Regions from separate parts of the Homo sapiens genome. Here region 2 is linked to region 1. Evidence: chromatin loops called from intact Hi-C (ENCODE). Cell type or tissue: ovary. All regions are shown on one strand. Links, peaks and the distances in the headings refer to the core of each region. The heading gives the core; the rest is flanking DNA. Region 1 has its middle 87 kb from the start of XYLT1. Region 2 holds the start of LOC105371106 (a long non-coding RNA gene).

Evidence for each region. Peaks named below come from ENCODE experiments on the same cell type or tissue, not always from the same donor. Only the 100,000 strongest peaks of a DNase experiment are listed, where the experiment ranks them.
Region 2: it touches region 1 in a loop (2.1-fold over the local background); 2 of 110 quality-filtered maps call a loop at or near these places.

What each region holds. Positions count from the first base shown.
Region 1 is chr16:17,551,660-17,563,514 of GRCh38, reverse strand. No RefSeq gene overlaps it. Among named protein-coding and RNA genes, the nearest start is that of XYLT1, 87 kb to the right of the region's middle. In ovary, for the core only: no CTCF peak of the experiment used is centred there; no DNase peak of the experiment used is centred there.
Region 2 is chr16:17,476,020-17,492,476 of GRCh38, reverse strand. LOC105371106 (a long non-coding RNA gene) reads left to right here and starts at 8,788. Exons shown (of 3, transcript XR_933144.3): 1 at 8,788-8,950; 2 at 11,859-11,965. In ovary, for the core only: no CTCF peak of the experiment used is centred there; no DNase peak of the experiment used is centred there.

The DNA of each region.
Region 1 (11,855 bases), core at 3,856-11,855:
GAGAACCCTGACTAATACAGTAACTACGGGTGAGTCTTCCAACTGTTCTCTGTCCTGTGTTCTGCATATGTAAACTAGGGAATAATGATGCTTCTGTCGTTATGATAATAACCATTGTGAAAATCAAAATAAATCATGTCCATCAAATGCTAATGGAAAATCTGAGCACATAATAGGTTCTCAGGCAGCATTTCCCCCTTCTACTTTTCCCTCCATTCTTCTCAGTCTAATTATTTATTAAATTGTGACTATTCTTCATGGATCAAAGAGGATAATGTAATAGGTAAAGGCTTGTGAAATTACTGTGTTTATCAAACAAAACCAATCGAATATGCATGCTACCACACAATTCAACATGATATATAAAAGTGCTTTGGAAAGTGAAAACCAACCCTCATTCTTTCATTCATTCATTTATTCACTCATCAGATATTTTCTGAGGACCTATTTTGCATCTAACACTGGACCATCACGAGATTGAATGAACAGGCACAGACAGAGACTCCCTCTTCATGCAAATTGTCAATTAACCAGAGGGAAAAGTAGTGAGCAATTAGCATTGCAACTAAGTGCAAAGTGTGATAAGTGAGAGGAAGGAGAATAATAGCAAATAATAATCTTAGCACTGTGTATCCTGCACTGAAATCATTTTAATCCTCACAACATATGAGATAGGGACTATTATTATGTGGATCAGAGTCCTGGTAGGTAGCAGATGACACTGTCTGAGCCATTACTGAGGCTAGTGCAGCGAAGGGACAATTTACAAAGGTGTGGGCAGGACCCAAGGAAACCAACAAGGGACAGTGAAGCACCGAGGCGCTGGCCACATCAGGGAGCTGTTACCACCCTTGGTGCTGAAGGAACACCGGAGGGACGCTTTCATTAAAAGTAATGGCCAAAGGCCAGGCACGGTGGCTCACGCCTGTAATCCCAGCACTTTGGGAGGCCGAGGCGGGTGGATCATCTGAGGTCAGGAGTTCCAGACCAGGCTGGCCAACATGCGAAACCCCATCTCTACTAAAAATACAAAAATTAGCCGAGTGCATCCTGGGTGCCTGTAGTCCCAGCTACTCTAGAGGGAGGAGAATCACTTGAACCCAGGAGGCAGAGGTTGCAGTGAGCTGAGATCACACCACTGCACTCCAGCCTGGGCGACAGAGTGAAACTCTTTCTCAAAAAAAATAAAGTAATGGCAAAGACCACAATTACCTTTGCACCAACCTAATAGAGCCAAGAACACAGCTGTCCATCAGAAAGCTTGAAAAGAGGAACTCAGCGCCACCCAACAGGTAAGCATGTAAGCCCAGGGGATCAATCAATAGTCCCATCTCCTCTCTGCCTGCCTCTCATTGACTGAATCCAGACAGAGGACATGAGAACCAACTGATCAGCCAAAGGAATGTAGAACATGGTAGAAAAGTTGACCAAATAGAGCACATTCCGCACAATTGTTACCCCACTTACAAAGGAGGAAGCTGAGGCACAGAGGAAAAGAAAGAAAGTATCAAGATAAAAGACCAGGTGCAGTGGCTCACGCCTGTAATCCCAGCGCTTTGGGAGGCCCAGGCAGGCAGATCACTTGAGGCCAGGAGTTTAAGACCAGCCTGGCCAACATGGTGAAAACCTATCTCTACTAAAACTACAAAAAGTAGCTGGGCACGGTGCTACTCGTGAGGCTGAGGCACGAGAATCGCTTGAACCTGGGAGGCGGAGGTTGCAGTAAGCCAAGATTGCACCACTGCACTCCAGCCTGGGCAGCAGGGCAAGACTCTGTCTCTAAATAAATAAGTAAATAAAAGGTAAAAGACAATGAGGCAGGGACAACCTCTTGATATTATGATATTATGAGATCTAGGAGGGCTTCCTGGGGAGGTGAGTTGGACAGCAAGAAGGGAACCAGCAGAAGGAAGAATGTTCTGGAGAGAAGGATTTGCCTGTGTCAAGGTCCCATGTAAAGAAAGTTCCAGGTGTGTTGGAGAAAGGAAAATAAGGTTAGAGTGGCTGCAGTGCTAGAGCAAGTTGGAGAGAGGCGCGTGAAAAAGAAAGCACTTATTATTCCAATGGGTAGAATCTGTGCCCCCAGGAGAGTGGCTGGGATGCTCCTCAGGGCTTGGCCCCCTAATCCTTGTTCCCATTCCCAGGAGGCAGACTCCAGGCTGCTTTCTGCTCATCAGGTCTCCCCACCTGTGCCTAGAGTGGCCGCTTCACAGCTGAAGGGTCTTGGCAGGATGCCCCGACCGGATGAACCGGCTGGACTTGCTGCTGGGCCTGGAGGCCCCCGCAACTCTGCCGTCAGTCCTGTGAATGATGAGGATGGCCTAATGGTGCGGAATGTGTTTAAAATGCAATCCAGGTGCCAGTCCTATTCTGCATGCATTACCATTAGGGAGACTCCATCCTCGGCCGAACAGGACTCCCGTATCCACAAGGGCACCACTGACAGTGAGATGGCACTGAAATTGACTTTGGAGGGCAGGTGAGAAGGAGCAGACGGAAGGGAAGCAAGGGCACCTCTACTCTGGGTGCCAGGGGATCACTCCAGGTCTCAAAAACTCTGCTGTTCCAAGCTCCTGCCCATGCCCGCAAGGAGTGATGAACACCTGTGTGGAAAGAACAACGTCTTCTAGCTGGGTTTGCAGGCTGGAACCTGGGTAGGGGCATTATATAATTTACATATATGTTTGTAATAACGTTTACCTCATTGATAATGTTTACCTCATTTATGCCAAGTGCAGAAACTTGAAGTTTACTGAAAACTACAAATAAAACATTACTCACTATGAGTGATGAGATATTCCAGCTGTCTCTCCTTTCCTTCCTTCCTTCCTCCCTCCTTTCCTTCCTTCCTCCCTCCCTCCTTACTTCCTTCCTTCATTCCTTCCTTCCTTCCTCCCTCCTTTCCTTCCACTTTTTTCTCCCTCCTTCCTCTCCCCATCTTATTATCCACCTCTATCAACCCATCTATTTATACATGTATCTAATCACAAACAGCTAATTATGGAGTTAGCACACATTGAGCACCTAATTCAATAAATGATTCTAAGTACATTAACTCATTTCGTCCTCACAAAAGCCCTTTGAGTTAGGCATTTTAATGATTCTCATCTTAAGATGGTGAAACTGAGGCACTGAGTGTTTCTTTAATTTGCCAGAAGTTATCATATAGCTAGTAAGTGAGAGAGTGAAGATTTGAACGTAGGAAGCCTGGCTCCAGACAAAGGCTGAAAGAATAGTATAGTATAATGACCATCTGCGTATCTTTTGCCTTAGATTCAAAATTGTTGACACAGCAATTTCTGCTCTCTCAGGAGCTCTCTCTCTCTCTCTCTCTACACACACACACACACACACACACACACACACACACACACACACACAATGTTCTTCTGAACCATTTGAAAGTAAATTTCATATATCATGATGCTTCACCCCTGATAACTCAGCATGCATCTCCTAAGAATAATACATTCTCCTAAAATTCTGTAGTCTGCTGTTCCTCCATTCTTAACAATAATTTACCCTGCCATTTGACACACCCATCCTGGATCAATTTTTGGAGGGATGTAGTGGTAGTAGCAGTAATAAATGATAATAATACTATCAATAAGAACTATTGGTTGAAAGTCTACTGTGTGCCGGGTACACTGCTGGACACTTAGTCAACAATGTCTTTGATTCATGGCAATTCCAAGAGGTAAGTGTAATCTTCCCAATGTTCCACATGGGGAAACTGAGTCAGAGCCATTCAGAACAAGTTCAAGATCATGCAGCTAAAAGTAGCAGAGCTGGCATTCAGACTTCAGGCTGAATGGATTTCTTGAAACACCCAGGGATCACTGTTGGGCTGGGGAGTCTTTGCTTGTGAAAGGACTTTGTCACAGGGAGGATGTCCCAGCGTTCCCCGACTCATCGCCTGTCCAAACCAGCTTCGTCTAATTCACATTTGAATAAATCCCCATCAGCAGCACTTACAGCAGCATGGTGCTGCTGCTTCAGCTGCCAGATCATGAAAAGCCACTATTTTCCAGGAAGTGGGAACAAGTACGATCAAATCCGTCCCTTTTGAGGCCACAGCAACTGGAATCTAGTCCTATGCTGCCATTCTTATTGTTATTACACAGTTAAGTCACACAGGCAATAAGTGTGTTATGTATTAATACCATATTTCATTAGTTTTATCAATGTAATTGGCTTTAATTTTGCGTTTCAATGTAAATGCTTTTAATTGAGGCATGCATTCCTTAGTCCTCAGTGTCCGTTGTTTGCTGTTGCTCATATGTTTCAGATAAATTCTTCCCTCTCATGGCATTTGCATTCTCAACCCTTAATAACTGCAGAGAGCCCCACCTTCATTCAACTTCTTTTTAGCTAATGACCAGTTAAGCCCTCAGGGAATGGTGGGTCATAGATGCTGGGGCCACTGGGGGAGACTCAGGAGACTGAGCAGGAAAATAATCCCTTACAAGAAAAGAGAAAGAAAGGAAAGCCCACTTTTGCAGAAAGTAACTATCTTCAGCTGAGGATTCTCTACTTCTCACCCTGATTACTGAAACCTGCATGAAGGTAAATTTCAATCCCACCTTCCACTTATCTCTCTTCCACCTTGAAAATCCAGCTCTTTCTGACAGCTGGCAGATGCAAATATCAGACACCCCTCTGCCTCCATGGATTCGTCTGGAAAGTTCTCTGTCACTGCCGCAAGGCCACTCAGAGCTGACTCAGTTTCCCTCCTGCAGTATCTTTTTCATTTTCTCTGACCATGAGTGTAATATTTTTCAGGTCCTATTTGCTGTTTGTTTGTTGTTCTTTTCCTTGCCCCAAGCCCATTCGCTTGTTCCTGGTTGGTGGAGGGAAAGCCAGTCTTTCTGACAGCGGGGTAGAACTAAATAGATCACAATCCATAATGCGACCCTACAGTAAATAGTTGTATTGCTCCGAGCGATGGTGATATGGTTTGGCTCTGTCCCCACCCAAATCTCATTTCAACTTGTAACCCCCACGAGTCAAGAGGGGGACTGGTAATCCCCACATGTCAAGAGAAGGAGGTGACTGGATCACGGGGGCAATCTCCCACATGCCGTTCTCATAATAGTGAGTGAGGTCTCATGAGATCTGATGGTTTTATAAGAGTTTGGAAGTTAGTCCTTTGTGCTTCTTCCTCTCTCTCCAGCCGCCTTGTGAAGAAAGTGCCTGCTTCCTCTTCTGCCATGATTGTAAGTTTCCTGAGGCCTCCGAACCATGCAGAACTGAGTCAGTTAAACCTCTTTCCTTTATAAATGACCCAGTCTCAGAGAAGTTCTTTATAGCAGTGTGAAAACGGACTAACACAGATGGCATCTCTCAGAATGAGTTATAATGTTGGCTGAGGTATTCACAGGGCATATTGGTGTACTGAGCTCCTGCTCTGCAAGTTGTAGTCCACAGGGAGCATTCAGAGCCAAAATACGGTATTTTGCAAAGTTCAATAAGAGATACTTGTGCAGAGTTCTGACGAAAGATTCTTTCTAAGGCTTGCATGGGGCAGGGAGCTTTGAAGATGATAATAATTGCAATAACAGTGAAAGCTACCATTTACTGAGCTCTTGCTGTATGCCAGCACTGTGCTAAGAAGTTGATGTACATAGCTCATTTAACCCTTACAGTGGGTCTCTGAGATGCAGGTACTGTTATTCTGGTTTCAAAAATGAGAAAATTGAGACTCAGAGAGGCTAAGTTATTCCACCCCCAAAGTTTCCAATTCAGTATTTTTCTTGCGGCGGGGGTAGGGCAGGAGACATCTGAAAATGTGCAGTTCTAGCAAGCTTCCTGACGAAGCTGCTGGTGTCGGGGTGCTTTTGAGAACCGCATCTCAGGGTGCTTTTGAGAACCACATCCCAGGGTGCTTTTGAGAACCACAGAGTTACTAAGCGACTGTTTGAGGCTGGTGTTTCACCTGTTCACCTATGTTGAACCTCATCGCAGCCTAGCCAGCTAAGCTTCATTACCCTCATTTAAAATCTGAGGTCCAGGCTGGGCGCGGTGGTTCACGCCTGTAATCCCAGCACTTTGGGAGGCCGAGGTGGGTGGATCAACTAAGGTCAGGAGTTTGAGACCAGTCTGGCCAACATGGTGAAACCCCATCTCTACTAAAAATACAAAAATTAGCCAAGTGTAGTGTCAGGCACATGTAATCTCAGCTACTCCGGGAGGCTGAGGCACGAGAATCACTTGAACCCGGAGGTGGAGGTTGCAGTGAGCCGAGATCATGCCATTGCACTCCAACCTGGGCAACAGAGTGAGACTCTGTCTCAAAAAACTAAAATAATAAAATCTGAGATCCAGAGGAGGGAAACAGGTTCTCAGAAACACAGGTATGTCTGGCTTCGCATCTACTCTGTATAATAAACTGCAGCCACCTTCTGAACAAAAAAGCTTTCATGAACCCAGGGACACGGAGGGCTTCAAAAATGAATTTATAGAGAGGATTCTTGGACATGGCTTTTAAAACTAGTGGGTTAAATAGAGAATCCTGGTTGAGGTTGGCCTGTTCCTCTTGGCTGTCCCAGGGTTATTGCAAGAGCATGAGTCAAGCCTTAGAGTCATTTCTGATGCTTCACATTCCGGTCTGGTATTTTTCCAGGTACAGCTAGAGAGGAAGGTCTTGGACACTTACTTCTACCTGTGTACTTATGGTCTATGGCTCCATGTGCCCCAGGACATGAAATGATAACCCTGTCCCTTTCCTAGCACTGTAAATGGCCCTCTGGTGGACTGAAAGAGTTAATGCAGTTCCCAAAAGCTTTAACGTGGGAAGCACAGAGATTTAGAACAGCCTCTGCGCGTCGAGAACATCTCAGTCCTGGCTGTGTGTGCATTGGAATCACCTGAAGCAGGTGAAAAACACCGATGGCCAGCCTGAATGCCAGAGCTTCTTATGCACTTGGACCGGGAAAATCTAGCCTCCTAAGCATCCTTTATTAAAAAGCATTCCAGGTGAATTCTAAGATTGGCCAGGGGTGATCTGAGAACTGAGGAAGGATGAATCAGAAACTCCTAGAGAGCTTGTGAAAACACAAATTTCAGAGCTCCTCCCTGCAATTCTGATTCACTGGTCTGGGGGATCCAGAGAATGAGCATTTCTAGCAAATTCCCAGGTGATGCTGATGCTGCTGTCTGTGACCACACAAGGATGCTCATTCAAGTCACTTCAAAGAACCAAACTTGGGCCTCTCCAAGTCATGCAGCCAGGGACTGGCACATCCAGGAGGGGAACTCAGGTCTTTTCACTTTGACCTGATTTGCTTTGCTGCTCAGTGTAGAATCTCCTTTTTTTTTTTTTTTTTTTTTTTTTTTTTTTTTTGAGATGGAGTTTCGCTCTTCATTGTCCAGGCTGGAGTGCTATTGCACTATCTATCTCAGCTCACCGCAACCTCCGCCTCCCGGGTTCAAGCGATTCTCCTGCCTCAGCCTCCCAAGTAACTGGGATTACAGGCATGTGCCACCATGCCTGGCTAATTTTTTGTATTTTTTTTTAGCAGAGACGGGGTTTCACCATGTTGGCTGGACTGGTCTCGAACTCCTGACCTTCGGTGATCCTTCCACCTCAGCCTCCCAAAGTGCAGGATTACAGGCATCAGCCACCGCTCCTGGCCCCAGAATCCACATTCTTCTGTTCCGCAGACATTAATTAAAGACCAAATAATCACTTGGGGCTATTCTAGGTGCTTAGAGAATTGGGATGAGAAAGACAGACACATTTCCTGTCCCCTCAGCTTATGGTTTAGTGTAGTGGTCTCAACCAGGAGCAATTTCATATCTGCCCATACCCAGGGACACTAGGCCATGTCTGGAGACATTTTTGATAGTCACAACTAGGGGTTGAGGAGGGCTGCTGCCATCATCTAGTGCGTAGAGGCCAGGGGTGGTGCTGAACATCACAGAGTGCACAGGATGGCCCCCCACAACCAAGAATAATCTGGCCCCAAATGTCGATAGATCAGTAGTGCTGAGGCTGAGAAACCCTGGTGGTGGCGATAAGACACACACAAATATGTAATTACAATCCACAGGGGGAGATGTCTATGATGGAGGAAGTTGAGGATGCTCTTGGCTCCAGAGGAAGGCTATGGCATCTGGAAGGATTCCAGGCAGAGGTCACGTCTAAGCTAAATACCAAAAGATGAGTCAAATAAGAAAGCAAAGAATTAGAGACAGAAAGAGTAATCCTGACAACGGAAACCACATATGCAAAGAGGAAAAAAAAAAGCACCTTTGAAGAGTAGTGCTGGCTGGGGGCAGTGGCTCAGGCCTGTAATCCCAGCATTTTGGGAGGCTGGGGCGGACAGATCACCTGAGGTCAGGAGTTCGAGACCAGCCTGGCCAACATGGCAAAACCCTGTCTCTACTAAAAAACAAAAATTAGCCAACCATGGTGGTGGGTGCCTGTAATCCCAGCTACTTGGGAGGCTGAGGCAGGAGAATCACTTGAACTCAGGAGGTGGAGGTTGCAGTGAGCCGAGATCATACCATTGCACTCCATCCTGGGTGACAAGAGTGAAACTCCGTCTCCAAAAAACAAAACAAACAAACAAAAAGTAGTACAAACGACCAATCTCTGCCAGGCACACGGGCTTGCACCAACCACCATCTCAGCACCATGCAGTCATTAATGCATCTATGGTCACAGCTACATTACAGGGCAAGTACTTCTATGATTCCCATGTTATCGATGTGGCCACTGAGGCCCAAAGAGGTCACATGACTTGCCCCAGGTCACACAGCTGATGAATGGTGGAGCTAGAGTTAGAAGCAGGCACCCTGGCTGCTAGAGTCCATAGCCTCTATCATGCTGCTCCATGCAGATCATAATTCAGTGTAGTGGGAACATGAAGGAAAGGGAGTTGCGGGTGGATGGAGGAATTTGGGGCCAGAGAAGTAGGTGAGGGACCGGCAGACAGGGCCATGCCAGCCACCTAAGTGGCTTAGGCATATCTTAATGGCAGTGGGAAGTCATTGAAGGACTTAGCTGAGAAAGGGACGGAATTTAGATATTTGGAAAATAGCAGAGGTCAAGGAAGAGCTCAGATTATGAGTGAATCCAGGTCGAGAAGCCTTTAAAATTCATTATCCTCAAGGAAACATGGGTTGGTTCCCTTTGTATTCCAGGGAAAGGTGTGAGATTCTAGGTTTCTTAAAAAATCTCCCTGGACATCCCTCCAGCCTCTCTCCCAGCAAGAGTCAGCAGGTCACCCATCAGCTGGGGACAAAATTAGAACAAAGTAGGAAAAAGTGGGCATCATCGCTGCATTTCAGAGGGAGTCTTCTCTGTGGCCAGCCCCTGAGTATTATTTAGCCAGCTCGGTATAGTTAGCTTTAAAATAACAGAATTGTTTAGTAGCAGAAAAATACAGTTATTAGCTCTGATTATAGGGGAATCCGATTGAGCCACGAATGTGATCTGCCTGTTTTATTCCTAACTGGTAATTTCAAACGGCCTCCTTTCCTCAAATTTTAGGAAAGGAGGAACCCAAACCTTGCGAGCTGCTCCGCATTGTTTATCTGTTATTTTTAAACAAATCAAACGGAAATTGATCTGCCTTGTTGGGAACGCAGTTGCTGCCAAATGGCCTGGCTCTCCTACAGGTTTTTGTGGGAACACCATCAGTTAGCCGTGATCGCTTCAATTGTGAATAATCAGGGAACTAATTACGGGCCTCCTGGAGTTGTCCTCACCAGCAGGTAACATAATTCACTGCTAAGTGGGGTGAAAATGAGCCTTCCATGCTTTGGAGCAGGAAGTCATTTACCTTGCTGGACATTTTGACACTTCTCTGTTTCATGCATCCCAGAAGGAAGGAAGCTGGGGTCTGGTGAGCTTCAACTTTGCAGACAGCCCAGCCCATCTACCCATCCCTTCTCCTTCTTGGCAAATACTTATCAAGGACCTAAGTTGTCACACACTTCCAGACGGAGCCTACAGCCTAGCAGGTATCCTAGATAGTAAGTAACTTTAAAAGATCATTTTTGTTGTTTTGTTCTGTTTTTGACAGAGTCTACGTCTGTCACCCAGACTGGAGTGCAGTGGGGCCATCTGGCTCACTGCAACCTCCGCCTCCCAGGTTCGAGTGATTCTCCTGCTTCAGTAGCTCCTGAGTAGCTAGGACTGCAGGCGTGTGCCACCACGCCTGGGTAATTTTTTGTATTTTTAGTGGAGACAGGGTTTCGCTTTGTTAGCCAGGATGGTCTCAATCTCCTGACCTCAAGTGATCCGCCCGCCTTGGCCTCCCAAAGTGCTGGGATTACAGGTGTGAGCCAGTGTACCCAGCCAGCATCCATTCCTTTTTTTTTTTGAGAAGGAGTTTTGTTCTGTCAACCAGGCTGGAGTGTACCGGCATGATCTTGGCTCACTGCAACCTCCTCCCACTGAGTTCAAGCTATTCTCCTGCCTCAGCCTCCCGAGTAGCTGGGATTACAGGTGCCCGCCACCACGCCCATCTAATTCTTGTATTTTTAGTGGAGACGGGGTTTCCCCATGTTGGTCAGGCTGGTCTCAAACCCCTAACCTCAGGTGACCCACCTTCCTCAGCCTCCCAAAGTGCTGGGATTACAGACGTGAGCCACCATGCCCGTCCCAACATCTGCTTTTAAATAGAGATAAATTGCCATTGTTGAACCAAACCAGGTCATGCGGCAAAAAGAGTCAAGATTCAAGGAGTTAAAAGTCTGTCTTAGCCCAGCACAAGTTAGCTTTGTGGTTACAAACATGGCCTGGGGAGGGAGGCAGTGTGGGTTCAAGACCCAGTTCCAGTACTGTCTAACTGTCTGAGCATGGGTCAGGTAGCGTGTTTCCTAAGGGTTAGTTTATTTTTCTCTAGAAGGGAAAAGAACACAGCACTTTCTTATGTTTTGGGGAAGATTGAATAAGACTGTCTATCCACACATGGCTGAATTCCTGATTTGTGGTGGTGGCGGTTATAAGCTGAGCAGGTTTGGGCAAGTCAGGATGTTCCAAAGCCTCAGGTATGAATGGTCCTGACCTTCCAGCTGGACTGCTTAGATAATCAAATGGGCCAGTGTGCATGAAAACCTCTTTACAGCCGCAACAGGCAACACAAAGTACTGTTGCTCCATGTGTGTGTGAAGACGTGGTGCGGAAGGTCTCCTGCTCACAAAGGGGAGGTTTTATGGTTTAAAACAGACTTGCTTTCTAGGCTGCTGCCACATCTTTTGGGATAATGAGTGATATCCTGGGAAACTGGAGTTGGATGCTTTTTGCCTACATTCATAAGGCAGGTTGAATAAAATAATTGTTATGGCCGGGTGTGGTGGCTCATGCCTATAATCCCAGCGCTTTGGGAGGCCAAGGCGGGCAGATTACAAGGCCAGGAGATCAAGACCATCCTGGCCAACATAGTGAAACCCCGTCTCTACTAAACATACAAAAATTAGCTGGGCCTAATGACGTGTGCCTATAATCCCAGCTGCTCGGGAGGCTGAGGCAGGAGAATCGCTTGAACCCAGGAGGTGAAGTTGCAGTGAGCTGAGATTGTGCCACTGCACTCCAGCCTGGTGACAGAGCGAGACTCTGTCTCAAAAAATAATAATAGTAATTGTTGCATTCAGGTGAGCAACTGATGAGTAGACCACTTAGAACTGGTTTTGTTCCAAAATGTGGTCAAATCTGCATGAACCAGAATGCCTGGGGGAAATTCTGATCCATTGACTCTTCTGGTTATGTGAAGTTTTCCTTTTTGCTCTTGCCCTTGTGTTTGAAAGGATTTTCAGAGAACTTGAGTCCACCGTCTTTTTCTGTCAGTAGCAACTAGCAGGGAGCGGAAGATTGGGTGAGTTTGGAAGGTACCCAGCATCACAGT
Region 2 (16,457 bases), core at 3,553-11,552, 71 kb after region 1:
GAGCACCACTGTGACATCTCAGCATGCTGGGTGTCCCTCCCAAAGCAAGCTTTTCAGAGCTGTTTCCACTGCCTGTAAAAGGAACCGTTGTGGGTGGGGGGCGGTGCGATTCCAACACCACAAATGGAATGGAGTCCTCTTCCCCCGCCGCATCCTAGGTATACTGATGAGAAAGTTTAAAGATAGCACCTATTTTCCTCCCAGTATATAAATGACTTTGGCAATAGCCAGCAATTTTCTGTCTCTCTAACAATTTTGGAACTTTTACATGACAACTTACCATGGATAATACTGTGAATTTTAAAGTAAAATGTCCATATATGCAAATATATCCATATAAATAAAAGGTAATAATGAATACAAATAAATACATCTCATAAGACTCCTCTGATCCTTTCTCTACTCTAATCCTAATCACTACCACCACCACTACCACCATCAGTTTTGTTGAGGTCCTACTCTGTTCTAAGGATTATCTGTTATTGACACACATCACTTCACTTCATTCTCACAACAACCCTCTCTCCATTTTACAGATAGGGAAACTGAGGCCATGTGCCACACAAGGAGTAAGTTTTGGAACTGAGATTTGAACCCAGCGTGGTCTGCCCCCAGAGCTGGCATGTTTCATCGCCATGTGTACCTTTGCTAAGCTAGTCACATGCCCCTTTGAAGTTTTAGGTGATGGCAGTTTACTGATCTCGCATTTCAATTTTTGACAATTGACCTATTTGAAATGGTATGTACCCATTCACACACAAACACACAAAATCTGTACTTGATACTCTTGGTGGAATAGGACATCCTATGCTTTGCATAGTTAATAAATGTAACTGTAGTGGCATTAATATTTTCATGGCTTTATTGAGATATAATTTACATACCATAAAACTCACCTGCTTTAGTGTATTTATAGAGTTATGCAACCATTACCACAACCTAATTTTATTTAGGTCATTTCCATCACCCCCAAAACAAACAACGTACCCATGGCAACCATTAATCTACTTTCTGCCTCAATAGGTTTGCCTTTTCCGGACATTTCATATAAATAAAATCATACAGCATGTGGTCCTTTTGTGTCTGGCTTCTCTCCTGAGCATAATGATGTTTTAAAGACTTGCCACATAGTGGTGTGAATCAGTACTTCATTCCTTTACTTTGCTGAATGGTAGTCCAGTCTCCACTGTGCTACACTACACTATGCTATACATCTTAGCACAGGTCCACTATGCTACACATCTTTCTCATGCTTCCTCAGTTGATAGGGCTCACGTTGTTCAAAATTGTCTTCTTTCTGACGCCTCTCATAACCTCCACTACCTCCTTTCATAGTATATTCCAAAAGTGCTGCTTTTTGTTTTCTATCACCTCTGAATTCTTCATTGTTTTTTTTCAATTACATGAATAAGTTCTCTAGTGGTGATTTCTGAGATTTTGTTGCACCCATCACCTGAGCAGAGTACCCTGTACCCAATGTGTAGTCTTTTTCTTTTTCTTTTTTTTTTTTTTTTTTTTTTTTTGAGACAAAGTCTCGCTCTTGTCATGCAGGCTGGAGTGCAATGGTGTGATCTCAGCTCACTGCAACCTCTGCCTTCTGGGTTCAAGAAATTGTCCTGCCTCAGCCTCCCGAGTAGCTGGGATTACAAGCACATGCCACCATGCCCAGCTAATTTTTGTATTTTTAGTAGAGACAGGGTTTCACCATGTTGGCCAGGCTTGTCTTGAACTCCTGACCTCAGGTGATCCGCCCGTGTCAGCCTTCCAAAGTGCTGGGATTACAGGCATGAGCCAATGTGCCTGGCCCCAAAGTGTAGTCTTTTATCCCTCACTCTGCCCCCACCATTTCCCTGGAGTCCCCAAAATCCAATGTATCATTCTTATGCCTTTGCGTCCTCAGAGCTTAGCTCCCACTTAAGAGTGAGAGCATATAACGTTCGGTTTTCTATTCTTGAGTTACTTCACTTAGAATAATGGTCTCCAATTCCATCCAGATTGCTGCAAATGCCTTTATTTTGTTCCTTTTTATCACAGAGTAGTATTCCCTGGGGAGTGTGTGTGTGTGTGTGTGTGTGTGTGTGTGTGTGTGTGTGTGTGTCTATGTCTATGCCACATTTTCTTTATTCATTTGTTGATTAAACCAAATATTTTTATTTTTTAAAATAAAAAACCCCATTGTTGTTTTATTTACATTAAGATTTTACTCCATCTAGATTAACACAAATTTTTTTTAATGTTTTTAAATTTTTTTTTTTTTTTGAGACCGAGTCTCACTCTATTGCCCATGCTGGAGTGCAGTGGTGCAATCTCAGCTCACCGCAACCTCCACCTCCTGGGTTCAAGCAATTCTCTTGCCTCAGCTTCCCAAGTAGCTGGGATTACAGGCATGTACCACCATGCCCAGCTAATTTTGTCGTGTTTTTAGTAGAGACGGGGTTTCATCATGGTGTCCAGGATGGTCTGGAACTCCTGACCTCAGGCGATCCACCCACCTCAGCCTCCCAAAGTGCTGGGATTACAGACGTGAGCCACCATGCCCAGCCTGGATTTGTTTTTTTAATATATGGTATATTATAGGAGTCCGACATTATTTTCTTCCAGTGGAAAATCAGTTGGGCTAGCAACATACTTCAAATAAACCATATTTCCCTACCAGATTCAAATATTGTCTTTGAGTTCTGTTATATTGATCTATTTATTTCTAAACTAGCAGCATATTTATTTGTTTATAGTTGACTTTATGGTATATTCTGATATATGTTAAGGCAAGTATATGTCTGCCTTGTATACATATATGAGTGTATGTTTGTATTTATTTCCATTTGGTCATTCAAGTGTATTCCTTCCTCCATTCGTTTAATCCAATCTCCCTTTTCCCCTCCACCCACCATTAAAAGCAAGCTGTTGATATTTTATTGATATTGGAACTTGAAGTTAATTTTATTGATTTTTGTAAGATTTATATTTTATATCAACTTGCCCATGCAAGACTTAGCATTTATTTTCGTTTGTGTGGATCGTGTTTTATGAAATTCAATGAGATTTTTGGGCATTACTTTACAAATAGTTTTCCTATAATTCCCAAGTCTTTTTTCTTAAGTGGTCCCAAGTTATTTTATAGTTCATGCTATTGTAACTAGAATATTTTTCCATCTAATTTCCTGCCATATCTATTTCAAGGTTCTTACTGCTGGTATAGAGAAAGGTTATTAATATTTGTATAATTCTACTGTTTCCAGTTCCTTTACAAATTCTTATTGATTGTAGTAGGGTTTTTGTTTGTTCGTTTGTTTTTTACTAGAGTCTATTAGGTTTCTTTAGTATATGTCATGATAAATTTTAGGTTACCCTTGAATGGATTAAGGAAGGCCTAGAGAACTGATAAAGCATTGCTTTTGGAATGTCTATGAAGGTGCTTCCAGAGGAGGCTGGCATGTGAGTCAGTAGATTCATTGGGGAGGATCTACCCTCCAAGTGTGCAGGCACCATCCAATCAGTGGGGAGCACAGGTGGAACAAAATATGAGAAAGGAAAGAATTTCCTCTCCTTTTATTGGAGAAACGGACAGTCTCTCCTGGAGAAGGTAACACTCTCCTCCTCTCCTTCTGATATGGTTTGGCTGTGTCCCCAACCAAATCTCACCTAGAATTGTAATAATCCAGATGTGTCAAGGGTGGGGCCAGGTGGAGATAATTGAATCATGGGGGTGGTGTCCCCCATACTGTTCTCATGGTAGTGAATAAGTCCATGAAATATGATGCTTTTATAAATTGGAGTTCCCCTGCACAAGCTCTTTCTTGCCTGCTGCTGTGTAAGACGTGATTTGCCCTTCCTTGCCTTCACCATGATAGTGAGGCCTCCCCGGCCATGTGGAACTGTGAATCCATTAAACCCCTTTCCTTTCTTTCCTTTATAAATTACTCAGTCTCAGGTATGTCATTATTAGCAGCATGAGAACAGACTAATATACCTCCTCTCCTCTCTCTCTCTCATGGAGGTGGGCCACTTTCCTCCTGCCCTTCAACATCAGAACTCCAGGGTGTCTGGCCTTGGGACTTCATGACTTACTCAATGCCCCTTTCATTTCAGGCCTTTGACCTTGGACTGAGTTACACCACTGGCTTTTCTGACACTGAGGCTTTGGACTTGAATGGAGCCAGGCTACTGGCATCCTAGGCTTTCCGGCCTACAGACAGCCTGTCCTGAGACTTAGCCTCCATTATCATCGGAGCTAATGCCGCTAATAAAGCCCCATCTCATATATCTGTATCCATATCTATCTATATTTATATCCTATTGGTTTGGTATCTATGTAGAACTCTAATATAGTATACAAGCAAACCAACAGCAAAAAGAGAGTTTTAGTTTTTCTTTTGCAATACTTACAGATTATTTTGTTTTCTTATCTTAATGCATTTACAAGAACTTTTAAATGCATTAAGATTTAATTTTTGCCATTTTGAGTAATTTTTTGTTCGTTAGCCTGCATTATACTTAATTTCCTTCTATTAATGGTTTACTTGGTGATTTCTTAAGAATGACTCCCAAGTGTAATCAAATGGTTTCTCAGCTTCATCTTTAACAGAGTAATGGAACTGGTGGATTATGTTGATACCTTACCTGATTCAACCCAGACTTAAATTCCTGGAATAAACTGCTTGGTCATAACACATTATTCCTTTGATGCTGGTAGTTTATTCAAAAGATTCATTTTTTTTCATAAGTAAAGTTAACTTATAGTTTTCTTTCCTGGTGCTATCTTTACCAGAACTGAGGGGTTTTTTTGTTTTGTTTTTTGTTTTTGTTTTTTAATTGAAAAGCTCTGCATTCCTTTCTATGGCAGGGGCTAGCAACCTTGTGATAAAGGAAAAACTTCAGGCAAATTAAATTTAAAGGAGTTTAATTGATCCATGAACGACTGGTGAATTGGGCAGCCTTCCCAGCCAGGGTAGGCTCAGAGACTCCAGCACAGCCAGGGGATGGAAGAAGGTTTGTGGACAGAAAAAGACAAGTGATGTACAGAAGATGGAAGTGAGGTACAGAAACAGCTGGATTGGTTACAGCTCGTGTTTGCCTTATTTGAACATGGTTCAAACAGTTGGCTACATTTGATTGGCCAAAACTCAGTGATTGTCACAAGCGGAGGCTATGGTCTGTTTACACCTCCACTTGCTATAGTTCAGCAGATACAGAAAAACCTTTAGGCCAAACTTGAATACATAAGAAGACAGCTTTAGGCTACACTTGATTTAACATTTGGCTTGCACATTTGTATCACCTGGAGAACTGTTTCAAGATGCTGATAGCTGGCACAGCCCACACCAGTTGAATAGATATTTCTTGGGGTGGGATTTGGACATCATTAGTTTTAAAAATCTCACTGGGTGACTCCACCATGCAGTCAAGTCTGAGAACAACTGTGTACAACTTGGAATAAGTAACATTGGAGCAATCCTTTTTATTACACATAAGGTTATATACAACTCAGCTTTGAACCTCTCTGATCTGGTAAATTTTCCATCTCTTTCTGGTCATCGGTTTCTCCAAGTTTTCTGCCTTGTCTTGGGCCATTTTTAATGTTTATTTTTTTCCCAAGAAATTAGCCACTTAATCCAGGTTATCAAATGTATTGGCATAGAATTGCACGTGATATTCTCTTCAATTTTCCTTTACTTCTGTGATTTTGGCTAAGTTTTCTTTTTTACATAGCTATACTTTTATTTTTATTTATTTATTTTTTTTCTAAATCAGACTTGCCAGGGGTTTAATCTGGTGTTTCAAAAAATGAGTTTTTGAGTTGATTTTTTACTTTCTGCTGTTGTTTGTGCTTTCCATTTCATTACATTCAGTTTCTGTCATTATTATTTTTTATGGAGAATTTCTTTTATTTTCTTATTGTAACCTCTGGGCTCATACATTTCTTCATTGTCTTATTAGTCATTCTTTATAATGAAGGTTTTGCAGTCTATTAATTTTCCTCTGACTATAGCTTTTGTTGTATTCTGTTGATTTTGTGATATTCTCTTATTTATTGCTCTTCTAAAAAAGATTAAATTCCATTATCTAGGGTGGTGTTTCTCACTTTTTAAGTTATTAAAACAAATAAAATAAAATATTTATAATATTGGATTATGATTAGGGAGAATCTGGCTTGAGAAAAATCTTTTTTATTTTATTTGTTGAGGTTTACTTTATGTTTAGGTATATGACAGATTCCGTGGATATTAGAAGATAATATTTACTTTCTGTTAAGGTAAGTGTTTCTCTATGTATCTATTAAATTGAGTTTGTAGGTTGCAGTGTGCAATTTCTCTATGTCCTTACTGATTTTTCTTTCTATTTATCTACCTGCTATGGAAAAGAAGCATATTGATTTCTTCAAATATATATGTATTTCTTTTATCAAGTTCTCATTGTTTTTCTAACAGTTTTCAGATCTTGTATTTGATGTTACTATGTGCTGAGTGCTACTTCGAGTGCTTTTTAACATTAATTCATATATTTAAGCCCCCTGACAATCGCAGGAGGAGAGTACCGTGTTCCCCCAGTTTTGCAGATGAAAAAGAAAGGAGAAAATGAAACAATCTCTCCAACACACCAGAGTTAGTAAGAAGTACATGGGAGATTCAAACCCAAGTGGTTTGGGTCCAGGGTCTTGTTCCCCCACTGTTGCCCTGCCTCCGACATCAACAGCACAGTTGGTGTCTCCCCTTCTTGCCAGTGGCTTTTTCATTACATGGTTAACATAGGTTCTCATTTCTTCTTCTTCCTCTTTTTTGCTTTTTTTGTTTTGTTTTGTTTTTTGTTTTTTGTTTTAGAGACCCTCTGTTGCCCAGGCTGGAGTTCAGTGGCATGATCATGTCTCACTGCAGCCTCGACCTCCCAGGCTCAAGCAGTCCTCCCACTTTAGCCTCCTGGAGTAGCAGGATTGCAGGTGCACAGCCACCACACCCAGCTAGAATGAGTTCACGTTCTTTGCAGGGACATGAATGAAGTTGGAAACCATCATCCTCAGCAAACTAATGTAGGAACAGAAAACCAAGCACCACATGTTATCACTCATAAGTGGGAGTTGAACAACGAGAACACATGGACACAGGGAGGGGAACATCACACACCCGGGCTTATCGGGGGGTGGAGGGAAAGGGGAGGCAGAGCATTAGGACAAATACATAATGCATGCGGGGCTTGAAACCTAGATGCTGCGTTGATAGGTACATCAAACCACCATGGCACATGTATACCTATGTAACAAACCTGCATGTTCAGCACATGTATCCCAGGACTTAAAGTTTTTAAAAAAATAAAAAAATAAAAATTTTTTGTAGAGACAGGGTCTTTCTATGTTGCCCAGGCTGGTCTTGAACCCCTGGGCTCAAGCCATACTTCCACCTCAGCCTCCTGTTGTGCTGGGATTACAGGCGTGAGCCACCACACCGGATCCTTCTCTGTCTTCTTATGTGACCCCTTTCCTGTAACTCCAGTCATTGCGCCCCAGGTGAGGCAGGATAATCAATGCTGTTTTCTGCAATGTCTTTGGACTCTGACTTCAACTTCAATTCATCAACAAACATTAATCAAGCTCTTACCATGTGCCAAGCACTAAGCAGTAAGCAAAGCAGACAAAACCTTGCCCTCATGGGCTTTATAATCTAATGGGGTCAGACAGACAGACAACAATAAATAGAATAAGTGAACAAGGTGGTCAGTGCTCGGAGACCAATAAAACAAAGTCAAGGCAATTGGGGGTGCTGGCTGAGGCACTGTGATTCCACTGCGATAGTTGGGAAAGGCTTAAATGAGAATGTTACTGGCGATGAATTCATACGGGTCTGCAGCAACCTCAATTCTTGCCTCCACGGAAGAAAGGATTCAACTGAGGGGCATAAGGCAGAAGGAGAGACTGAGGCAAGTTTCAGAGCAGCAGTGAAAGTTTATTAAAAAGTGTTAGAGGCCGGGTACGGTGGCTCATGCCTGTAATCATAGCACTTTGGGAGGCTGAGGCGGGCAAATCATGAGGTCAGGAGTTTGAGACCAGCCTGGCCAACATGGTGAAACGCCATCTCTACTAAAAATACAAAATATTAGCTGGGCGTAGTGGCGGGTGCCTGTAATTTTAGCTACTCGGGAGGCTGAGACAGGAGAATCGCTTGAACCTGGGAGGCAGAGGTTGCAGTGAGCTGAGATCATGCCACTGCACTCCAACCTGGTGACAGAGAGACTCAGTCTCCAAAAAAAAAAAAAAAAAAAAGGTGTTAGAGCAGGAATGGCTGGGCGTGGTGTCTCACGCCTGTAATCCCCGCACTTTGGGAGGCCAAAGCAGGTGGATCACCTGAGGTCAGGAGTTTGAGACCAGCCTGGCCAACATGGTGAAACCCCGTCTCTACTAAAAATACAAAATTAGCTGAGTGTGGTGGTGCATGCCTGTAATTCTAGCTACTTGGGAGGCTGAAGCAGGAGAATCACTTAGAACCCAGGAAGGGAAGGTTGCAGTGAGCCAAGATCAAGCCACTGCACTCCAGCCTGGGCGACAACAGAGCGAGACTCCAACTCAAAAAAAAAAAAAAAAAAGCGTTAGAGCAGGAATGAAACAAAAAATGGTATACTTGGAAGAGGACCAAGCAGGCGACTTGAGAGATAAAGTGCGCTGTTTGACCTTTGACTTGGGGTCATACACTGGCATGCTTCTGGGGTCTTGCGTCCCTTCTCCCCTGATTCTTCCCTTGGGGCAGGATGTTACCTGGAGCAGTGGCCTGGAGAGAAGCATGCTGAGTGTGCTTCCTGGAGTTGTACGCATGCTCAGTTAAAGCGTTCTTCCCTTACCAGTCAGATGTCCCCAGGAGGTCATATACCAGTTAAACTCTGCCATTTTGCCTCTTAGTGTGCATGCTTGAACCTACTTGCCCAACTCTTGAGATCTTATCGGGAAGCTGCTGATCACCAGTTTCAGGTATTTCTGTTCATTGGGAAACTGCCTTTCCCTGGTGCTGACTGCAACCAATTATTATTTTAGAGAGACAGTTAACAGCTGCCTGACCATGGTTGCCTGACATTCCTAGTGGTGGGGGAGGAGCCCTCTCCTGCCCTGTTCATGTCTGACTAGCTAACTACTGTAACTAGAAGATGACACCTTCTTCAGAAGCTTGAAAAAGGCAGGGAGACAAGGTAAGGGAGGGAGACAGGCAGATATCTGGGTGCACAGCATTCCAGACATAATGAAAAACCAGGGCAATGCCGCCAGGTGAGCACCTGCCTGGCGTATTTAAGAAACTGAAAGGAAACCAGGGTGATGGAAGGGTGTGAGGAAAGGGCAGGAAAATAGCTTGTGCAGGTGAGAGAGATGCTGGGGGCTGGATGGTGGGGGCCATGCAGGCTCTTATAGGAACACTGGCTTTATTTCTAAGAGAAATGAGGATCCCCTTGATGTTGCTGTTAACTAATGAATGACAACACTGCAGCTAAGTTTAATCAGGTTTTCTCTGGCTGCTGTGGAGAGAACAGAGCAAGGTTGGAGGCAGGGCTGTGAATTAGGAGGTGACTGCGGAATCAAGGGAGAGACAATGTGGCTTGGACCTAAGTGATGGCCATGGGGACAGTGAGATGTAATCTGATTTGGGAAATATTTTGAACATGAAGCCAACAGGATTTGCTGATGAATTGGGTGCGTATTACGAGCAAAAGACAGGAGCTGTGATGACTGAAAGCTCTTGATATGGAAAAGCTTTTGGTGGCATGAGCTGGGAAGGAAGTTCAAGAATTCCATTTTGGATATGATAAGTTTAATACTGTTAGGAAATAATTCTCCATGGGCTGTTTATATTTCTGCACATTGTGGCTTTCTATTCTGGATGACTTTTTTTTTTTTTTTTTTTTTTGGAGACAGGGTCTGACTCTGTCACCTTGGCTGGAATGCAGTGGTGCAATCTTGGCTCACTGTAACCTCCGCCTTCCGGGCTCAAGCCATCCTCTCACCTCAGCCTCCTGAGTATTTAGGACTACGGGCACAGCCACCACTTCCAGTTAATTTTTTTTTTTTTTTTTTTTTGAGATGGAGTCTCTCTCTGTTGCCCAGGCTGGAGTGCAGTGGGGCAATCTCGGCTCACTACAACCTCCAACTCCTGGGTTCAGGTGATTCTCCTGCCTCAGCTTCCCAGGTAGCTGGGATTACAGGCATCCGCCACCAAGCCTGACTACTTTTTTTGTATTTTTTTCTAGAGACGGGGTTTTGCCATGTTGACCAGGCTGGTCTTGAACTCTTGGCCTCAGGTGATCCATCCACCTCGGCCTCCCAAAGTGCTGGGATTACAGGTGTGAGCCACCATGTCTGGCCACAGCTAATTTTTGTATTTATTGTAGAGATGGGGTTTCTCCATGTTGCTTAGGCTGATGTTGAACTCCTGGGCTCAAGTGATCGGCCTGCCTTGGCCTCCTAAAGTGCTGGCATTACAGGCATGAGCCACCATGCCTGGCCTCCGGATGACCTTTTCAAGACATCAAAAGGCATATAAACTTCATATTTGTATTGTGAACAGCCTTAGTAGGCAGAGATAGTGTCTCCCTTCTGGGCAGAGGGCAGATTTGTTTGCTATTCAGGCTAATAAAGATAATGTCTCCCTCTGGGGCAAAGGTTGAGCAGATTTGCTTGCAGCTCATTATAAAATACAGAGTTTTTCAAAACTCCAGGTTTCTCAGTCATGTGTAGAGCATCTGCCTTGACCCCCTCTGTACCACCCCAGAGACTTGGTGGGGGATGCAGGGAGGGAACTGATGCAAACATGAAGCTCATGCTGCCTGCTATGAGGTGGGTAATAGGATCTTTTGTCTCTGATCCAGGAGTCTCATGTCTTCTGCTGGAATTCATGAAGCTATGGCAGAATACCTTGTTAGTTTGCAAGTAGGGTCAAATCCCCAGCCCCTTTTTCAGTTCTTGACAGAGATGTCTATTAGACATCCAAGTGGCGATGCTGGGTGAGCAACTGAGTGCATGAACTTGGAGTTTGGGGAGGAGTACAGGCTGGAAATATAAACATGTGAATTAGAGGATTTCTTTATAGCCATGCATCTGGATGGTGGAGAAGAAAAGCTATGGAATTAAAGCCTGGGAAAAGCCAGCACAGAAAATTGGGGTAAGGAAGGGGAGAGGACAGCTGGAAGAGAAGGGATTAACCAAAGAGGCTGAGAAGGAACAGCTGTGAGATAGGAGCGAACCCAGAGAGCAGCATCCTGGAAGCCAAAGAAATAAATAAGGAGGAAGGAAGGGACAACTGTGACCTTTGTTGCATTAGGCTAAGTAACTATTGAATCTGGTAATGAGGTCACTGATGAGCTTAAGAGTAGCGTGTGTGTGTGTGTGTGTGTGTGTGTGTGTGTGTGTGTGTGTGTTAGAAGGGCTTAGGAGAAGATGGAAAGGGAAGAATTGGAGATACGGTGAGCTAGACAATGCTTTTGAGGAGTTTTCCTGCAAAAGAAAGAGAAACACGAGATCGAAGCTATAGAGGGCTGTGGGGCCAGGAGAGAACATTTTTTATTTTATGGTTTTTGAGATGGAGTTTCGCTTTTGTTGCCCAGGCTGGAGTGCAATGGTGCAATCTCAGCTCAGCCGAATCTCAGCTCACCGCAACCTCCGCCTCCTAGGTTCAAGCAGTTCTCCTGCCTCAGCCTCCCAAGTAGCTGGGATTACAGGCATGTGCCACCATGCCCAGCTAATTTTGTATTTTTAGTAGAGACAGGGTTTCACCACGTTGATCAGGCTGGTGTCAAATTCCTGACCTCAGGTGATCCGCCCGCCTCAGCCTCCCAAAGTGCGTGATTACAGGCATGAGCCACCACGCCTGGTCAGAACTTTTGTTTTTAACCAGAGAAATACCAGGGAATTCAAATGCTAGAGGAAATGCTGCTCTCGGGAGGAAGAACTGATGATAAAGGAAGGAGAAAATGGAAGTGTTGGAGTGATGTCCGCAGATAGGTAAGACAAGGTGGGGTCTCTTTGGCAGATGGAGGAGTGGGTCTCGACCTGGAGCCTAGAAAGTTCATTCACAAAAACAGTCCGCGACACCGATGTAGAAAAGTGGGGAAATTAAATGGCAGGAGCTTGGTGGGAAGCTTCCTTCCCCCTCCCTTGTCAACCTGGGAAGCAAGGTCCTCAGGCAAGTGGGGAAGGAGGAAAGTCAGAGGCAGGAGGGGAGAGAGAGCTGGTGGCTTCATGCCTGGGAGAGTGACAAGACCAGCAAAATGCAGCGAATGAGACAGCATTGAGGACCCGCTTGCGGCTCATGGCCTTAGAGGGAGAACCTGTCCCTTTATGGAGGCTGTACAGTGTGGCACTCAGGAGCTGTGGCAGTTATGCTTCTTACCATGTGGACAGCATTGTTCTGCCAGGAGGGAGAATTAATCAAGCAGGCAGAAGGAAGCAGAGCAAGAGATAAAGCGGGTGACTTCTGTGTTTGGGTCCCTGGTTCCAGCTCTTCCCAAATCCCACCTCTATCCCTGAGCTTCTTTCAGTTAGACTGTTTCATTCTATCAGACACGTCATCGTACCAGCTATAGAGACAGAAACCCAGCCTGAGTGGCTCCAACTAATATGGGGCTCATTCTTGGGTGTGAAGAAAAGTCTAAGGATGGGCCGGAGACAGCAGAGCACCAGGAACCCAAGCTGTTTCTTTCTTTCTGGCTCACCACCTGTAGTACTGGCCTCTGTCCTCATGGTCACAAGATGGCTGCTGGAGCTCCAGCTATCCTTTCTACATTCCAGTCCAAAAGAATGGGAATGATGGCTGGGCACCATGGTTCATGCCTGTAATCCTAACAGTTTGGGAAGTTGAGGTGGGCAGATTGCTTGAGCTCAGAAGTTAGAGATCAGACTGAGCAACAGGGCGAGACCCCCATCTCTACTAAAAATACAAAAACTAGATGTGGTATCAGGTGCCTGTGTCCCAGCTACTTGGGGGGCTGAGGCAGGAGAATTGCTTGGGCTTGGGAGGTCGAGGCTGCAGTGAGCCGAGATTGCACCACTGCACTCCAGCTGGGGTGACAGAGTGAGACCCTGTCTGAAGTTAAGAATAGAAAAAAAACAATGGGAATGGCAAGGCACAAAGGGAACTCAATCCCAACTTATTTAGGATCTTCCCTCCCACCCCAAAGGATTTCTTGGGAGCTCTACCAATTGTATCTGCTGTCTTCTTTCCGATCACTCCTAACTTACAGGAAGGCTAAGAACCGTTGCTTTTGGTTTGGGCTCATTGTCACCCCAACTAAAATCAGAATTCTTGACCAAACAGGAAAGGAAGAATGGGTATTTGAGAAGCAGCTAACAGACTCTGGCATATCAAACAGGCTTCCAGTGAACTTCTGTTTTCCTTGTGGAATAGAGTTCTTAGAGGGCAGGTGCAAGGAGAGCCTTGTAAGGGAAGCACAGAGGCTGTGAGTCCTCAGAAGGTCAAAGTGCTGGGACAAAACAAAGTCAGATCATCTCTTAAGCAATGTGGTGCTTTCTGATTTTCTTCCCTCCTCCCCATCTCCCACTCCCGCCCCCAACACCGTACACTTAGCCCTTGTGGAATAGAATTCTTAGGGGTTCAGGTAAAAGAGATTTGAGAGACACAGAGAGAAATAGCAATAGGTGCAGGATGGGTTGACATTGGGGTGCAGAGAAGAAGCTACAAACAAGATGGGAGAGGTGATTTGGGGACTACGGGGCTCAGCCTGCCGACTTAAAGATACAGGGGCTAAATAGAAACATCTGTGGCATACAGAACCTTTGAGAGGGGTGAGGAGGGTAAAGTTAAGAAATTAAAAAAGTATTTGGACCAAAAATATTTGAGATCTAATACATTAGTTGCTCTCAATTCTTCTTTGGTGAGATGGATATTTTTAACTCTTTTCTTTTTTGGTGAACTTTTTCCTAACCCATTCCATAGCTCCCATCATGACCATGCAAATAGTTATTACTAATCACTTTAAGAAAATCCAAAATGCCCAAAGAATGACAATGAATTTAGCATCATTTATATATCACACATTTGAAAAATGGATCTACAGTTATTTGTTCAGTCAGTAGATGATGCTTGATGCATAAATGGAGTAAGAGTTGTTAAACAGTCACATTTCTTGAGAAGGTTATCAACACTCCAGTGTCATTGTCTGGGTAAGGTCTGCCCTGACCAGCCTGTTTCCCCTTGTCCTATTTTAGTCACTCTAGCAAGTCAGCTTCCTTTTCTTTTTCTTTCTTTCTTTTTTTTTTTTTTTTTTTTTTTTTGAGACAGGGTCTTTATCTGACACCCAGGCTGGAGTGCAGTGGTGCAATCTAGCTCACTGTAGTCTTGAACTTCTGGGCACAAAGAATCAAGTAGCTAGGACTACAGGTGAGCACTACCAACCCTAATTTTTAAATTATTTTTCTTTGTAGAAAAGAGGTCTGGCTATGTTGCCCAAGCTGGTCTCAAAGTCCTGGACTCAAGCAATCCTCCCGCCTCGCCTCAGCCTCCCAAAGTGCTGGGATTATAGGCGTGAGCCACCATGCTCAGCCTCTTTTTATTTTTTTCATAGCACTTATCACTCTCTGATATTACTTGTTTATATATTTGTTTGTCTTGACCTGTCTGCCTCCTTAGAATGCAAGCTTGATGACAGGAGGGACTTTCTGTGTCTTATCCGTGGATGAATTCCCATGAATCCCTGGCATGAACACTGTCCTAAGTATTGAATCAATTCTCAACAAATATTTGGTGAATATGATTTGTTGAAGTCCTCAATATACGGCTTGGCACCTAGTAAGTGCTCAATAAATGTTCGCTCTTATTGCCGTCATCGTCATCATTGTCATCCTTGTCATTGCCACAGTCATAAATAAGCCTATGGCCCCAGGGGTTAGATTAGGCACCCATAACACATATAATCAACTTTTTTTTTTTTTTTTTTTTTAAGATGGAGTCTTGCTTTGTCGCCCAGGCTGGAGTGCAGTGGCACAATCTTGGCTCATTGTGACCACCACCTTCCAAGTATCTGGGACTACAGGCATGCACCATCATCCCCGGCTAATTTTTGTCATTTTAGTAGAGATGGGGTTTCGTCATGTTGGCCAGGCTGGTCTCAAACTCCTGGCCTCAAGCGATCCACCTGCCTCGGCCTCCCAAACTGCTGAAATTACAAGGCATGAGCCACCACGCCCAGCCCACAATCAACATTTAAAGAAAAAAAATGTCTGCCAGTGTAGTCTGAGACTTGGACTGCGTCCCCTTTTCAAACATCAGAGCCTTGCAAGGGTAGCATAGAGGCTGTGAGTCCTTAGAAGGTCAAAGTGCTGAGACAAAACAAATTCAGATCATCTCTTAAGCAATGTGGTGCTTTCTGATTTTCTTCTCTCTTTCCCATCTCCCACTCCTGCCCCAACACCCTACTCTTGCAAATTGGTGTGATTTTCTTCTGCACACATGGTAGGTGCCCTCTCCACATAGGACCTCGCTTTCCTTTGCTGTCTCCAGATTTTTTTTACAGGAAACTCTGCAGTCAGAGGAATGTTATTTACTACCTAGAGCTCCCTCTGCTGATGCATTGGGTAGATGATTAGCCTGGAAGCCTGCGGATTTCAGCAGAAGCACAGCTGGGCTCCTGGCGGGGTTTGTCACCTGCCTATGCCTGTGGTCTGATCAGAGGCTGTTTCTTTCTCTTGCACTGGGGAAAGAGGTACAGGTGATGCCTGTCTGTCTGTGACCTCGCATGCTGTGGGTGGGGCTCCAGGGACGTTCAAGGTCCTGGCTCCTCTGACCTCCACGTGGAATCCTTGCACTTGCAAATGCTTATTGGAGAGACTCTGGGATTCCTAGTGGGCTGGGAGGGTGTTCAGCGTACCACTCACTGACACTCAGAAACAGGTGACCCACCTGTTCATGATTTCTGTCTCAACGCAGAAGTGAAACGTAGGGGGAATTTTTTAATTTTTCAAGAGCAAAATTTGTAGAGTCTGGGTGAAAACAGGCTCTAATAAACCAAAAAGAAATAAATGCATGATCGAAATTTTAAAAAAGAATGTATTTGGCTAAATTTAACTCTTAGGCTGAAGTTTATTTAAATGCAGAAGGCATATCCAGCCCTAGCTCTCTGGCACCTGGGGCAGGAGCATTGAGGCAAGGGGAGAACATTGCTTTACAGACCACCCTGCCAATGCAACCAGGCTAATATTCCTTCAACACTGCTATTGGCCGGTGCTATCATTTTGTATAAACTGTATGACACTCTGCTATATACACTGCCCCATTTCCCTGCCTCCAACCCCCCAGCCTTAAAACATACGTATTATTTTTCTTCACTACTTACAGTTGAGAGTATCGAGGTTTGGTGACATTAACTAACCTGCTTAACATCACACAACTAACAAGTTGCCGAGATGGTGTTTGAACTTGGGTTCCTTGAACTTCTAAGCATGGGGTTCCAACCTGCCAGCATCCCAGGCTCATTCCTAC